Regions from separate parts of the Homo sapiens genome. Here region 2 is linked to region 1. A link is an interaction called in ENCODE POLR2A ChIA-PET data of the cell type or tissue named here. Cell type or tissue: CD4-positive, alpha-beta T cell. All regions are shown on one strand.

Region 1 (5,000 bases):
ACCTCGGCCTCCCAAAGTGCTGGGATTACAGGGGTGAGCCACCTCACCTGGCCAGAGAATTTCTTTATAGCCAGCTCCAAGACAGGTAATTTATAAAGAAAAGAGGTTTATTTGGCTCAAGGCAGGAGAATATTAGAGTATATTTTAGTTTCTAAGGTACTATGGTTTGGATACTTAATCCCTCCAAATTTCACGTGGAAATGTGGCCCCCAGTATTGGAGGTGGGGCCTGGTGGGAGGTGTTTGGGTCATGGGGGTGGATCCCTCGTGAATGGCTTGGTGTTGTCCTCGCTGTAATGAGTGCTCTCTCTCTCTTGCTTCCTGTCTCTCCATGTGATCTGCACATGCCATATCCCCTTCCCCTTCCGCCACGATTAGAAGCTTCCTGAGGCCTCACCAGAAGCAGATACTGGAGCCATGCTTCTTGCATAGCCTACAGAACCGTGAGCCAAATAAACCTCTTTTCTTTATAAACTACCCAGCTTCAGGAATCCCTTTACGGCAATGCAAAAGAACTAAGATATACAGGCTGCCTTGGAGAGAAAAAGGAGCAGGTGAAAGGAGGGCAGGAGAAGCTCAGAGAGAGAGAGATTCTGTTTTCTGAGGCCTAAAGCACCCCAATGTTATGACAAGAGAATGTCTTTCACCTTTATGGCTCTGAAGGCTGTTCTGAAGCTGCTTCAGGAACTAAGGACAAAAGGCCAAATGTTATTTATTTATGTATTTATTTATTTTTTATTTTTTATTTCTTTTAAGATGAAGTCTCACTCTGTCTCCCAGGCTGGAGTGCAGTGGTGTGATCTTGGCTCACTGTAACCTCTGCCTCCCGGGTTCAAGCAATTCTCGTGCCTCAGCCTCCAGAGTAGCTGGCATTACAGGCGCCTACCACCATATCTGGCTATTTTTTTTGTATTTTTAATAGAGACGGGGTTTCACCATGTTGGCTAGGCTGGTCTTGAACTCCTGACCTCAAGTGATCTGCCCGCCTTGGCCTCCCAAAGTGCTGGTATTATAGGCATGAGCCACTGCGCCCAGCCCAAATGCTTTTAAAATATATACCTATTGTTTTAGTCACTTAGGAAATAACAAGGGCTATGGCACTTATCAACCAGGAAGTGTGAACAAAAACCAATATAAATATATCATAACATCACAACATCCAAGCCCAATGTGCCATTACAATGTTGGCTGGAACATCGTGCACTACTTATAAAAATGGGCCTTGGCCAGGTATGGTGGCTCACGCCTGTAATCCCAGCACTTTGGGAGGCCGAGGCAGGTGGATCACCTGAGGTCAGGAGTTCAAGACCAGCCTGACCAACATGGATAAACCCCATCTCTACTAAAAATACAAAATTAGCTGGGCGTGGTGGTGCATCCCTGTGGTGCATCCCTGTAATTCCAGCTACTTGGGGGGCTGAGGCAGGAGAATGGCTTGAACCCGGGAGGCAGAGGTTGCGGTGAGCTGAGATCATGCCATTGCACTCTAGCCTGGGCTACAAAAGCGAAACTGCATCTCAAAAAACAAAGCAAAACAAAACACCCCAAAATGACTGAGTTCTGGGAGCTTCTGAATATCTGCACGCGTGGAGGTTCCTGGAGGGTGGTACACCTGGAGGGGGCATGGAAGCTCCGCACCCCTTCCCCCATACCTTGCCCTATGTATCTCTTCATCTGTATCCTTTGTAATATCCTTGATAATAAACTGGTAAATGTGTTTCCCTGAGTTCTGGGAGCCCCTCTAGCAAGTTTTTTTTTTTTTTTGAGACGGAGTGTCGCCCAGGCTGGAGTGCAGTGGTGCAATCTCATCTCACTGCAAGCTCCGCCTCCTGGGTTCATGCTATTCTCCTGCTTCAGCCTCCGGAGTAGCTGGGACTACAGGTGCCTGCCACCACGCCCGGCTAATTTTTTTGTATTTTTAGTAGAGACGGGGTTTCACCGTGTTGGCCAGGATGGTCTCGATCTCCTGACCTCGTGATCTGCCCGCCTTGGCCCCCCAAAGTGCTGGGATTACAGGTGTGAGCCACCGCGCCCGGCCCCCTCTAGCAAATTAAATGAACCAAAGGAAGGGGTGGTGGGAACCCCGATGTATAGCTTGTCGGTCAGAAGCACAGGTGACACAACCTGGGGCTTGCCATTGGTATCTGAAGGTGGGGGCAGTCTTGGGGACTGAGCCATCAACCTGTGGGATCTGAAGCTATCTCCAGGTAGAGAGTGTCAGAATTGAATTGAATAGAATTGGAGGACACCCAGTTGGTGTCCACTGCAGAACTGATTGCTTGATTGCTGGTGGGGAGAAATCCCCACATATTTTGGGGTCACGGAAGTCTTCTGTGTTGATTGTTGTGTGAGACCAGAGAAAAGACAGTTTGTGTTTTTTCCACTCAGACTTTGGCTTGCTAGAAAACAAATAGAGAAGCCGGGCGCAGTAGCTCATGCCTGTAATCCCAGCACTCTGGGAGGACGAGATGGGTGGATCACCTGAGGTCAGGAGTTTGAGACCCATCTGACCAACATGGTGAAACCCCGTCTCTACTAAATACAAAAAATTAACCAGGCATGGTGGTGCATGCCTGTAATCTCAGCTACTCTGGACGCTGAGTCAGGAGACTCGCTTGAACCCGGGAGGTGGAGGCTGCAGTGAGCTGAGATCGCACAACTGCACTCCACCCTGGGCAAGACAGAGTGAGACTCCGTCTCAAAAAAAAAAAAAGAAAAAGAAAAAAGAAAAAAAGAAAAGAAAAAAGAAAAAGAAAACAAATGGAGGCCCCAGCTTGGAGTTCATTGCCATGCCTGCTCTAGCCCCAGCAGTAAGAATTGCTTCTTACTGGACTCAGCGTCAGCAGTGCAATTCTTACTGCACTGATTTAGTGAGCATGACTTAGCGATCACTCAGACAACTGCTCTCCCACGTGAGGATGGTGAAAAAATGACGCTGCAGCCAGCGTCAGAAGTTTCGTTTTATAAGCAGTCGTGCTGTGCTGTGCTGGCAATGGTGCCCTGTGGTTACCACTTTCTTACAGAGCTCACAGAAGGTGTGCTTCAGCTTTGGGATGCTGAGATGAATGGGCTTTGGAGAGAATTTGACAGTTCAAAAAAAACACTTCCGTTTTTAGACATGCATATTTAGCTGTTTGGGAATGCAATTGTTTCCTTCTTGAATGTCAAATATAAGAGTGCTACAGGCCGGGCACGGTGGCTCACGCTTGTAATCCCAGCACTTTGGGAAGCTGAGGCAGGCAAATCACTTGAGGTCAGAAGTTTGAGACCAGCCTGGCCAACATGGCAAAACCCCGTCTCTACTAAAAATACAAAAATTAGCCGGACATGTTGGCGGGTGCCTGTAATCCCACCTACTCGGGAGGCTGAGGCACGAGAATCACTTGAACCTGGGAGGTGGAGGTTGCAGTGAGCTGAGATCATGCCACTGTTCTCCAGCCTGGGTGACAGAGTGAGACTCGGTCTCAGAAAAAAAAAAAAAAAAAAAAGAGTGCTACAATCACATGACCATATTTGTGCTGAAATCCTGTTTCTTACTATCATTCCCATTCCATTTCGTTGAGACTTGTAACCGAAAGAGGGTCAGGTTGCTTGCCACTTGCAGAAAGAAGCCAAAATAAGAGCAAGGTGTGTTAAAAAGAAAGTAAATTTCATTATCCGTTGCTAGCAAGGAAAGGCTGGCCAGAATCCTTTCCAAAAATTGCCATTTTCCAATTTCTGGAGAGGGGGCCCTGGTTTAAGAAGAGGGGCTTGGACTGCAGAAGAGGCACGGGGGGCTAGGAGGTACCAGGTGGCATGTCTCGCTCCAATGGCTTCTTTTGAATTATTGTTCCATCTGCTGAAGGGGCCAGCACCATCATGAGTCCACGCAGCTCACAAATCAATCGCAGTCAATCTCTAGCTGAGAGTGAACTCCAGCCTTGAAGTAACCTCCTGCTGAGGAGAGAATTCCAGGGATATCTGGTCCGTGTCAGAATTCAGCTCTGGAAACTTCTAAGGAAATCTATAACCAGATAAGTGAGCATGGTGTGAGTTTAGCAAGCATCCAGGTAAATAAGTGTGCATGACACATGAGAGCATAATGTTGGAAAGGGAAGGGCGTTTGAAAGCACGTTTCGTAAGACCAAAGAAAACACACCTGCAGTTTGTCTCAAAGCTACGTCTTGAGACTGAGGAGAAAGGAGGAAAGGAAAACAAGTTTTTAAAACACAGTTTGAAGCTAAGCTGGGTCTAACTCTATTGCCCAGGCTGGAGTACAGTGGCGCAATCACGGCTGACTGCAGCCTCGACTTCCCAGGACCAAGTGATCCTCCCACCTCAGCCTCCTGAGTAGCTGAGACTACAGGCATGAACCACCACACCTGGCCAATTATGTATTTTAGTAGAGACAGAGTCTCACCATATTGCCCGGGCTGGTCTCGATCTCCTGGGTTCAAGGAATCTGCCTACCTCAGCCTCCCAAAGTGCTGGGATTACAGGCATGAGCCACCCCACCTGGTCTCTTTTTCCCTCTTGTTTTTAAAAGATATTTGAAATTTAGCTTTATATTCTGGCCAGGCACAGTGGCTCATACCTGTAAACCCAGTGCTTTGGGAGGCCGAGGCAGGAGGATTGCTTGAGCCCAGGAGTTTGAGACCAGCCTGAGCAATATAGTGAGACCCCATCTCTACAAAAAATTAACAAAAAGTTAGCCGGGCATGGTGGTGTGCGCCTGTGGTGGCCCAGCTACTCAGGAGGCTGGAAATGGGAGGGTCACTTGAGTCCTAGAAGCCGAGGTGCAGTGAGCTATGATCACGCCACTGCACTCCAGGTAGGCAACAGAGACCCCGTCTCTACAAAAAAGAAAAAAAATGGTCACAGCCATGCATCAGCAGATGTCCAATAATTCCAATGATAGCTGTAATAGTAAGAAAATGACAGGCCCGGCCGAGCGTGGTCGCTCACGCCTGTAATCCTGACACTTTGGGAGGCCGAGGAGGGCGGATCATCTGAGGTCAAGAG
Region 2 (5,000 bases), 200 kb after region 1:
AGTTTTAGTAGAGGCAGGGTTTCGCCATGTTGGCCAGACTGGTCTCGAACTCCTGACCTCCGGTGATCCACCCACCTCGGCCTCCCAAAGTGCTGGGATTACAGGTGTGAGCCACCACGCCCAGCTAAAACAATTTTTTTAAAAAAATTTTGTCCAGAGTCTACCATAGATAGCAGTGGGAATGTTAGTCTGATAGAAGCTACTCTGCCATGATTGCAGTAGAACTCATCCACATATATTATTATTAAAAGAATTTTTTTTTGGTGCCTTGCTTTTCTGGCTCACTAAACATGTACTTAGTCTTTATACTGAACAAACCAATACAGTTTTGCTGTCAGTTCTGAGAATTTACTTGACTTAATTTATTATTATTATTATTTATTATTTATTATTTTAGATGGAGTCTCACTGTGTCACTCAGGCTGGAGTACAGTGGCATGATCTTGGCTCACTGCAACCTCTGCCTCCCGGGTTCAAGCGATTCTTGTGCGTCAGCCTCCTGAGTAGCTGGGATTACAGGCGTGTGCCACTGCGTCTGGCTAATTTTTGTATTTTTAGTAGAGACGGGGTTTCACCATGTTGGCCAGGCTGGTCTCGAACTCCTGACCTCAGGTGATCTGTCTGCCTCTGCCTCCCAAAGTGCTGGAATTACAGTCATGAGCCACCGCGCCTGGAGACTTAATTTATTATTTTTTGGGAGGACAAGGTCTTGCTCTGTTGTCCAGGCTGGAGTTCAGTGGTCCAATCATAGCTCACTGTAATCTTGAACTCCTGGGCTCAAGTAATCTTCCTGCCTCAGCCTCCTGAGTAGCTGGGACTACAGGTGCACACCACTGTGCATGGCTAATTTTTTTATTTTTTATAGAGATAGGGGTCTCACTATATTGCCCAGGCTGGTCTGAAACTCCTGGGCTCAAGCGATCCTCCTGCCATAGCCTCACAAAGTGCTGGGATTACAGGTGTGAGCCACTGTACCCGGCCTTGACTTAATTTAAATGTCACTAAATAATCCAGTAAATTAGTTATTGCTCCTAATGGCTATCAAAGTTTCAGAGGCTAAAAATAAGTCTCTAATAGTGACAATTTCTTGAGTGTTTAATTAAAGTTTAAACTCTAATCTATTTTTTGAAATAGGTAACATAGCCACATGGTTCAAAATGTTAAAGGCTAAAAGCAGTGTACATTGAGAAGCTTCAGTCTCACTCTTCTCATATATGTTTTTTAAACATAGGCAGCTACCTTTCTGATCTCTTGCATTATACAAATTGGTTGTATCCTGACTGTTGTAATCCCAGGAGTTCCTTGACAAATAATTTTTTTTTTTTTTTTTTTGAGACAGAGTCTCGCTCTGTTGCCTGGGCTGGAGTGCAGTAGTGTGATCTCAGCTCACTGCAACCTCTGCCTCCCTGGTTCAAGTGATTCTTATGCCTCAGCCTCCAGAGTAGCTGGGACTACAGGCACGCGCCACCACACCTGGCTAATTTTTGTATTTTTAGTAGAGATGGGGTTTCACCATGTTGGCCAGGCTGGTCTTGAACTTCTGACTCCAGTGATCTGCACGCCTTGGCCTCCCAAAGTGCTGGGATTGCAGGCATGAGCACCATGCCTGGCCAGCAAACAATTTTTAAAATAAATGGAGGAATCCTTGCATAGGAAGGCATCATTTAATTCTACAAACGTTTATTGAGCCATACAGTGCGCCTGGAACAGTGTTAGCTATTGTGGGGTATAAACATGAGTCATATGACTGAGTGTACTTTCCTTAATTAGAAAGAAGAGAGTAGAATGAAGGACTATTTGTAAAGAAACCTGATGCCTGATACTTGACCTAGTTGGAAGGGTTGATAGAAAAAGGTTCTGCCTCTTTCCAGCTGAGGCCTGCAGTTAAGGTTATATTCTTGGCCCTGTCTCCCTAGCAGGGTGTCTCCCCAGCCCAGCAGCAGCCCTGTTTACAGCCAGGCTCAGCACAGAGCCCAAGAACCTTGCTGGAAGCTTGGTGTCTATCTCAGTTTTTAGGGAGATGGAAAAGCTAAGTCAGGCATCCTCAACATCAGAATGTTGAAGTGGCTCCAGTTTACAACTGAGGGGCTGTTCAAAGGCCTGAGTGCTCTTCAGCTGTGTCTGAGAGGGCTGGATCCACTTCTCAGCTGCTTAGAAAACATGGAGTGTCCATAACAGATGACCTGAAAAGACACTGGAAACCAAGCAGAGCTACAGAGGTGGCAGCAAGTGTATTCTACATATCCCTTTTGGGGCCACATCTTCAGGTTCCTGCAGGGACTTGGGTAGGCAAGGCCGGGTAATGTGTACAGAATGGGAGGATGTGAGTGGCAGGCCAGGGGTATTTGCTAGGAATTCGGGAGTACTGATGAGGAGGGGTAGAAATTATGAATCGGTGGGCATATTTACATCTGGGTACCGTTTGCTCTCCTACAGGAATTTCAGATAGAGCTGCCCCTGACCATGAAATAAACATTGTGCATCTACCATGCTGTCTTTTCCATTGGTCCTCAAGATTGGGCTTGGGGCCTCTGGCTTCCACAGGGTAGCAGGCCACGATGACATTCTACTTTTTTTTTTTTTTTTTGAGACGGAGTCTCACTCTGTCACCCAGGCTAGAGTGTAGTGGTGCAATCTCGGCTCACTGCAACCTTTGCCTCCTGGGTTCAAGCAATTCTCCTGCTTCAGCCTCCCGAGTAGCTGGGATTATAGGTGCATGCCACCACACCCGGCTAATTTTTGTACTTTTAGTAGAGACAGGGTTTCACCATGTTGGCCAGGCTAGTCTCGAACACCTGACCTTAGGTGATCCACCCGCCTCTGCCTCCCAAAGTGCTGGGATTACAGGCATGAGCCACTGTGCCCAGCCTCATGACATTCTACTTTGCTGCAGGTGGCAAGCCTACTTGTGGGCTTTTGAAGTCTTTATCTGATCCTCCATTCAAATGCTCAAAATGAAAGTAATTTATAAGCAACTTACTCTCCCATGATGATGTAAAAAAGTTTCTAGCAGGCAAGGACTGGTGAATGGAACTTAACTGCAGCGTGTCTATAATTAATTCTTTTGAGATGTGCAAGAAGGTCATTGATTTTATTTAGTATGCTGTCCTTTTGGCTTAATTTTAGTGACTGTTACAGAAAAAAAAAATTGATTGACAGGCTTTTCTTTCATTCCCAATCTCCTGCTCCCTAATTCTCCCTCCTCCTTGAGGCATAATTTACTCAATGGGGGTGTTCAGGAATTGAATTCTTCTGGTGAGAGGAACTATAGTAGCACCAACAGAAATATAACACAAGCCGCATGTTTAAAAATTCTGAGTAGTCACATTAAAAAACGTAAAAAGAAACAGTTAACATTAATTTTAATATTTTATTTAACCCAATATATCTAAAATACCATTGTAACATGTAATCAGTATAAAAATCATTGATGCAGCTGGGTGTGGTGGCTCACACCTGTAATCCCAGCACTTTGGGAGGCCAAGGTGGGCGGATCAACTGAGGTCAGGAGTTTGAGACCAGCCTGGCCAATATGGCAAAACCCTATCTCTACTAAAAATACAAAAATTAGCCGGGTGTGGTGGCACATGCCTGTAATCCCAGCTACTCGGGTGGCTGAGGCAGAAGAATCACTTGAACCTGGGAGGCGGAGGTTGCAGTGGGCCGAGATTAGCGCCATTGCACTCCAGCCTGGCGACAGAGTGAGGACTCTGTCTCAAAAAAAAAAAAAAAAAAATCATTGATGCAGTATTTTACTCTTTTTAAGTCTTTGAAATCTGGTGTGTCTTCTATATGCATAGCACATCTCAATTTGGGTTGGCCACATTTCAAATGCTCAGTAGCCCACGGGGCTAGTGGCTACTGTATTGGGCAGCGCAGATCTAGGGTGAAGGCCACAGCGATGTCCTCGGAGATCCCCCAGGGCCTGCAGACAACAAACCCTCAAGGCCACATTCTAGTGTTCCCCGACCAAACTGAGGGTGGGGCTGCTATTTCTCACGGCCCAATAATGAGATGCAGATGAACTGGGAAAGGAGGGAGTTTTTTATTTCTGTAACTGGTTACAGGGAAAAGGCCTGGAAAATATCTCTAGACCAACTCAAAATTACGAACTTTTCCAGAGCTTATATACCTTCTTTTTTTGGAGGGGGGGGATGGAGTTTCACTCTTTTCACCCAGGCTGGAGTGCAATGGCACTATCTCAGCTCACTGCAACCTCCGCTTTCTGGGTTCAAGCAATTCTCCTGCCTCAGCCTTCTGAGCAGTTGGGATTACAGGTGCCCACCACCATGCCCGGCTAATTTTTGTATTTTTAGTAGAGACGGGGTTTCACCATGTTGGCCAGGCTAGTCTTTAACTCCTCACCTCAGGTGATCTGCCCACCTCGGCCTCTCGAAGTGTTGGGATTACAGGCGTGAGCCACCGCACCTGGCCCAGAGTTTATATACCTTCTAAGCTACATGTCTACGTGTAAGTGTGCATTCATCTAAAGACATGTGATTAACTTCTTTTAATCTATAACTAAGGTCTGAGTCCTGAAGACCTTCCTCTGGAGCCTCAGTAAATTTACTTAATCTAGATGGGTCCAGGTGCTGGGGTGATTACCCTTATTTTGTCTCCTGCTAAATCATGGAGGTTTGGGGAGTTCCTCCAGACCCCCAATAAACTTGTCTGTGGAGGTCTGGGGAGTTTAGACCCCCAGTAAAACTTGTTTAATCCTAAATGGGTCCTGTTAAGAATTATTTCATAATCTTGTCATGCTTTAAGGCCCAGGAAAGGCTTGGGCAAAACTCTTGGTGGGCTTTTGTTACCTTCCAGCCTTTGTATAAGGGCACTGGTGTATATATATATATGTATTTTTTTTTTTTTTTCCCCTGGGGTAACTGGTTCTTTAGCAAGAGGGGAGCACTGGGGAGTATCTTCAGGGTGGCTGAACTTTGCAACCTCTTTAATAAACAACTTCCCCCTGTGCAGTTTGTCCTCCTTTATCACCACACTCC

Evidence for each region. ChIA-PET counts read pairs that join two places held together with the same protein. Peaks named below come from ENCODE experiments on the same cell type or tissue, not always from the same donor. Only the 100,000 strongest peaks of a DNase experiment are listed, where the experiment ranks them.
Region 2: POLR2A ChIA-PET joins it to region 1 with 8 read pairs; 2 of 35 experiments call an interaction of 5 or more read pairs at or near these places.

Annotation. Positions count from the first base shown.
Region 1 is chrX:41,262,906-41,267,905 of GRCh38, forward strand. No RefSeq gene overlaps it. Among named protein-coding and RNA genes, the nearest start is that of LINC02601, 10 kb to the right of the region's middle. In CD4-positive, alpha-beta T cell, no CTCF peak of the experiment used is centred here; a DNase peak (open chromatin) is centred at 2,936; H3K4me3 peaks cover 647 bases.
Region 2 is chrX:41,466,978-41,471,977 of GRCh38, forward strand. The region is part of intron 2 of NYX (nyctalopin); the gene reads left to right. It also overlaps the pseudogene GEMIN7P1. Among named protein-coding and RNA genes, the nearest start is that of NYX, 22 kb to the left of the region's middle. In CD4-positive, alpha-beta T cell, no CTCF peak of the experiment used is centred here; no DNase peak of the experiment used is centred here.